2 separate regions of the Homo sapiens genome follow, and region 2 is linked to region 1. Evidence: chromatin loops called from intact Hi-C (ENCODE). Cell type or tissue: ascending aorta. All regions are shown on one strand. Links, peaks and the distances in the headings refer to the core of each region. The heading gives the core; the rest is flanking DNA. Region 1 overlaps CMSS1 (cms1 ribosomal small subunit homolog). Region 2 overlaps CMSS1 (cms1 ribosomal small subunit homolog).

The links. Peaks named below come from ENCODE experiments on the same cell type or tissue, not always from the same donor. Only the 100,000 strongest peaks of a DNase experiment are listed, where the experiment ranks them.
Region 2: it touches region 1 in a loop (4-fold over the local background); 20 of 110 quality-filtered maps call a loop at or near these places.

The regions. Positions count from the first base shown.
Region 1 is chr3:100,041,059-100,043,976 of GRCh38, reverse strand. The region is part of intron 1 of CMSS1 (cms1 ribosomal small subunit homolog); the gene reads right to left. The region is part of intron 1 of FILIP1L (filamin A interacting protein 1 like); the gene reads left to right. LOC105374010 (a long non-coding RNA gene) reads right to left here. Exons shown (of 5, transcript NR_189163.1): 5 at 2,584-2,918. Among named protein-coding and RNA genes, the nearest start is that of FILIP1L, 72 kb to the left of the region's middle. In ascending aorta, for the core only: no CTCF peak of the experiment used is centred there; a DNase peak (open chromatin) is centred at 1,606; H3K27ac peaks cover 2,500 bases.
Region 2 is chr3:99,942,615-99,945,532 of GRCh38, reverse strand. The region is part of intron 1 of CMSS1 (cms1 ribosomal small subunit homolog); the gene reads right to left. The region is part of intron 1 of FILIP1L (filamin A interacting protein 1 like); the gene reads left to right. The region is part of intron 1 of LOC105374010 (a long non-coding RNA gene); the gene reads right to left. Among named protein-coding and RNA genes, the nearest start is that of MIR3921, 20 kb to the left of the region's middle. In ascending aorta, for the core only: no CTCF peak of the experiment used is centred there; a DNase peak (open chromatin) is centred at 1,272; H3K27ac peaks cover 2,500 bases.

The sequences.
Region 1 (2,918 bases), core at 237-2,736:
TCATGCTAAGTGAAATAAGCTAGGCACAGAAAGACAAGTATGTATGATCTCATTTCTATGTAGAATCTAAAAAGCTGATCTCTATTGCACTGCATAATGACTACAGTTATTCAAAATAACATACTGCATATTTCAAAATTGCTAAAAGGATAGATTTTTAATGTTCTTGTCACAATAAAATAAGTTGGTGAGGTGATGGATATGTTAACTAGCTTGATTGATTCTTTCTATAATGTATACAGAGATTAAAATATCACATTGTATCCCCTAAATATACACAATTTTTTGTCATTTTGTAAAAAAAGTTTTAAAAAATAAATTCAACATATCATAATCACCTTCCAGGGATGTAAATTTCTCAAGTCTCCATGTCCTAACTGACTCAAATGGATGGCTAGTTAGATGGTTAAAAGGAATAAAGTCTGGGAGTATGGTAGGATGGGGTGGAGCCTGTCTCCCACAGCAAATGAGACATAATAAATACCTACTGGCCTGCAAAAGTAGTCAAAAATAGAGAAGTGAGAGTATGGATGAGGGAAAAGAGACCTTAGAGACTGCTGAGCTGCTATAAGCCTCAAGAAAATGAGATTCAAGAACGAAGGAAACAAATATTTAATATAGCTGAAAAGAACAGAGACAGAGAGACTTTCAAAAGACAAAATATAATCTTTCAAAGGGGAATAAAACTTACTGGACATGATTTTCTGCATATATTTTCTCTTTTCCTTACTTGTATGTACAGAGAGCAGATAAGGCACAACACAGTAAAGAATGAAATACTGGATATGCCTGAAGAAAGCCTCTCTGAGCTTTGAGGACTGGGGAGTACTTCTTGTCAATTTGAGACACAGGATACTTGTCTCCATCATTATAATTCAAAAAACATTCCCTGCTCAGGGGGTCTGTCACTGATCTTCACATTGAGGTAAAGAGAGATGAGCAAAGAAGGCTGTGACCAGCACAGGCTATGTTAGCCCTTTATCCCTCTTGTTCTGCGAATGCAGTCATTTTCTTCCACAAACATGTAGGACTTTACATTTTTCCATGATGAATGTGGACTTGTTACATTTGCCCTAGTTGTCAAGGTCTGGGAACTTTGGCTCTATTCCTCTCCTTCAATCCATTTTTTTCTTGAACTGTCCCAGCTTCCCGTAAGAAGTACTCGATTGTTAGGAACTTTAAAACGTGTATTTCTCATGTTGTTGTCCCTTTGTGTGGAAGAAATGGTTATAGCAACTGGGTTATCAGCTATGTGGCAAAAGAAAAGAAAAAAAACCTGTTCTCTATTCCTCCCTCATGTTCTCCATAAAAGGCAATAAAATTCTTCAGTAAATACAGTATCATCTGGCATGGTTGGAATTGTTCTAATTATGTACTCTGGTTAACAATGTCTGAACCATACATGGATTACCAATTTCCAAAGAATTAAAATAAAATACACTTGGTAATAAAATAATACAAGAGCCTGATATGATTTGTCTCTGATTAGTCAAAAGGTGCACAAAGATCTTGTAGCACCGTGAATCACAGTTTAGAGAATTTTATTACATGATGGTGCTCACAGGCTAGCTGACGAAACATCAGATAACAGATTTCACTGTATCTGGTATTGGCTGGTCACAGAGCCAATGTTTTTTTGTTACTGGCTGGTCTTCTTATTAGAATACAAAAAAAAATCAAGTTTATATTGACATTTACAGCACTAAGCTCTGTGACTGGATCATTCTGTTTGTTTAAGAGGAATCTTACAAGCTTGTGGGCTTTAAAAAATTTCAGTGGCTATTGTTTTCATCTACTGCCACAATTTTTGCCCTTTGTAGATCCTTTAATATGTAATAATGACTACATTTAAAGGTCAAATTCCAGAATTTCTATTAATATGACAATGTTTTAGGGATGGATTACGATCCAGAGCTTATGGCAAAATAAAGAGAAAGGGGAGCAGAAGGGGGCATATATGAAATAAAAAGGGACTCAGATCATATAGCTGAAGAAAGAGGAAGGAATGGCAATGGTCCCTGTTCTCACTGTTCCTGAGGTGCAGCCTGTGCCTTTCTATCCTAGTTTTCAGCTGTCATTATTTTTTTAAATCAAATTGTAGTTGGGGTCAGCATGTGATATACTTTCATGTTGAAAGAAGAAAAAGGTGAGATAAATCAAGGCACAACATGAGTTATCCTTTCTCCTGAATTTTACTGTTTAAAAGATCTCTGGTAGGTCTAAAACCATGCTACATAGACATAAAATACCTCCATTTCACTCATAGCCAGGATATCTGCACTTATCCCCCTTCCCCAAACCAAATACATACAAGTAATTCTATTTTCTTGGTAAGGCAATTGTTGATTAATGAATCATCTTTCCTGTAATTTTTATTTTTATTTTTTTTGTAGCCTTAGTTTGGCTAAGTTCCCTGGCATTCCTGTTGAAGTGTGTAATGGAAAATTTGACCTCACATTCTTTGCTTTTTTGTAACATCACAAAACACTGATATAACAGGGCTACTAAAAAGTAGCTTGGAGATGAAGGGATGCACATAAAGAAAAAGCTCAGTGTGGAAAGGAACAAAGACGCAGTAAATCATGTGGAAGGTAAATATTTAGCTTCACAGACCTGAAGTTACATTCATCTTCAAGTGCTTACAGCTTAGGATGTCATAGAGTTTCCATCATAATTTTGCTTTTCTAAAGAGATTACAAACCAGCCATAAAAAGCCATTCTCAAAATTAACTTGGAACACAGGTAGGCCATTTTGTAGATTCCATAGCTTGTTTGAAAAATGGTGATTTAGGGTGGGGCAGGCAGAAGAAAGGTGTCAGGAAGTGATTTCTTGCATTTAGCTATATCTGAGCTGAAATAAAACTTTGGCAGTCACCCTTCTGTGATCACATCCAACTGTCTAAGGAAAATGTAACAGG
Region 2 (2,918 bases), core at 187-2,686, 98 kb after region 1:
TAAGCTTCTGACATCCATTTATTTACTTACAGTTCCTAGCAGCAGCCACCCTCCTTAGTCAACACGCACTCTTGGCTGCCCTGGGTGCTTTCTAACAAAGGGCTATATGGAACCACACACAGTGGGTGGAACCCCCAAGCTCAATCTATCCCCATTACCACAGACCTCAGAGAGTCTGAGGTCCAGATCTACGCAACAAGGCTGGGAAGCAGTCTGGGTAAGCCAACCTCACCTCATGAGGGAGTATGGGGAAAGCACTCCTTCGTAGCGATGAGTGGGACTTTGGAAAGGGTGGAGATGGCCCTTCTTAGAGGAAGACATGAGAAGAAACCTTTTATCAGTCTGAAGAACCCAGGACTTAACCCGAACTCATAGGGTCTAGTCACAGCCACATGACCACCAAAAAGCATCAGGGAGAGCACAGCAGGGTGACTGCTTGTTCTGTGTATTTTCCTTGATGCTTTTTGATGATTCTTGATGATTTTTGACTTAAGCAGAGTCTAAAAGCTGTTATAAGCTCCTGCTTTATAACAACTCCCTCCCTACTGCCTAGAATGAGCCGAATAATGAACAGTAGTGAAGAAGCTTGAATTTAATTCACTCTGTGCCTTCATCGCAGATTTGACCAAACCTAGGCTTTTTCCCTTTCTCCCTGGTGATCTATGTTTTTTTCTCTTCTCACCACTTTGTGATGCAGGTCTTTGGTGAAAGATACTGGCTACTTTAATTTTATTGATATAGTCAGTGCTGCACCATAATTGCTGAGATGTCTCTCCCAACTTTACACAGATAATTCTTCCTAAAGAGAAGGAATTCAGGCATTAGAAAGTAGGCTTGCAAAGACTGGGTGGGCTCTGAAGCCAGTTTGAATTCCTGTTCTGCCACTTGCCAGTTCTGTGGCTTGGGGCAGATTAACTTAACCTCTTTAGGTTTCGGTTACTTTAACCCATAAAGTGCAGATGAATCAGAGTACTACCTTACAGGGTTGTTTTCAGTGCCTAACGATTTAGTGTGCACAAAGTGCCTTAGCATTGTGCCTGCAGACAGTAAATTTTGTGTTGCTGTTGTGTTAGAGGATTAAAAAAGTCTTGCTTGGTGGAGAGACAGACGTGACAGCCTGGGTGAGTATCCCCCTCTGAATCAGCAGCCTTTGTCATCTTTTTTGGAACAGCTGTAGCCAGCTTGGACCAAGAAGTCATTTCATGTTACGTCCCTCCAAACTGGCAGGATCATAGTTCCCTATCACCTCTCTACTAAACAACAAGCACTGGTTCTTGGCCAAATCCCAATTTCTTCAGCTTGCCAATCTCCATCTCAGTTAGGCACAAAATAACACACACTCTTAAAATACTTGTTTAGCACTGACTAGAAGAACTCCCTCCCTTTGGTGAGGTAGGGCCTGAGTAATGTACTCTCCTCATGATGCTAAAAATCCACTAGTTATTTTCTTATCTCATTTGATGTTCTAAGAGGGAAGGCATGTCTGCTGAACCAAGAGATAAAGTTGTATCATTATGACATCTCCATTAGGATAAGCTATGAGTTCCTATCATGTTCTAGGTACCAGGCACAGCATCTTGTATGTGTCATCTCTAATCCTCCCAATAACCCTATAAAACACTGAGCCCTGAAGAAATGAAGTAGTTTGACCCAATTTGGACAGCAGAAGTTGCGAGGGAAGTAAGATTATAACTCGGCCAGGCCGACTCCAGAGCCTATGCTCTTTCCCCTGCTGTCTACCATGCTGTTTATTACTGCTTTGCTTATATTTGGATTATAGAAAATAGACTGAAGCTCCAAGACACCAAAGATGTAATTTTTTTTTTTTTGAGACGGAGTCTCATTCTGTTGCCCAGGCTGGAGTGCAGTGGCGTGATCTCGGATCACTGCAACCTCCACCTCCCGGGTTCAAGCGATTCTCCTGCCTCAGCCTCCCGAGTAGCTGGGACTACAGGCGCATGCCACCACGCCCGGCTAATTTTTGTAATTTTAGTAGAGATGGGGTTTCACCATATTGGTCAGGCTGGTCTCAAACTCCTGACCTCAGATGATCCACCTGCCTTGGCCTCTCAAAGTTTTGGGATTACAGTCATGAGCCACCATACCCGGCAAGATTTAACATTTAACCAAAGTAGATGGAATATGAAAAATAAAAGCCCGGAGTTATTAATCCAAATGTGTAATGTTATTGAAGGTTTTATCTTATGAAGCTTATTCTGAAAAAGTGTCAGGGCTGACACATTTTGGAAATGTCTTCAAACCTCCTTTGAAGGCCACACACAAAAGCCAGTCCCATTATTTTAATGTCATAATTGGTTCTTTTGACCAAAATAGGCATGAGCTGACCACTAGATTCACTAGATTTGTTTTTAAGGAACCTGTTCTTGTTATCAGAAATTAAGTTCGCCTTTAAAGAAACAGGCTTTGCCCCAGCTGAGGGATATTTCAAAGCAGATGACTCCAAAAGTGGAGGTCCAAAGTTGTTCTAAGCAGTGGTAATGTTGTTAAAATGAGGTCACAGCAGCTCTTTGCCCCTTGAAATAATTCTCTCTTGGCTCCTGGGACATAGTTTACTCTCCTGTTTCTCTGTCTATGCCTGATACCCAAGCTTGGTGCCTTCCTTCTTCTTTTCTCCCCTTTCCCCCATGGCACTCTCTTTTTTTCTTTTAAGAAAATCACCTCTTGTTTTTCAGTTTTTTTTTTTGAGACAGAGTCACACTCTGTCGCCGAGGCTAGAGTGCAGTGGCACTGTGTCGGCTCACTGCAACCTCTGTCTCCTGGGTCCAAGCAATTCTCCTGCCTCAGCCTCCAGAGTAGCTGGGATTACAGGCATCCACCACCATGCCCGGCTAGTTATATTTTTAGTAGAGACGGGGTTTCACCATGTTGGCCAGGCTGGTCTTGAACTCCTGACCTCA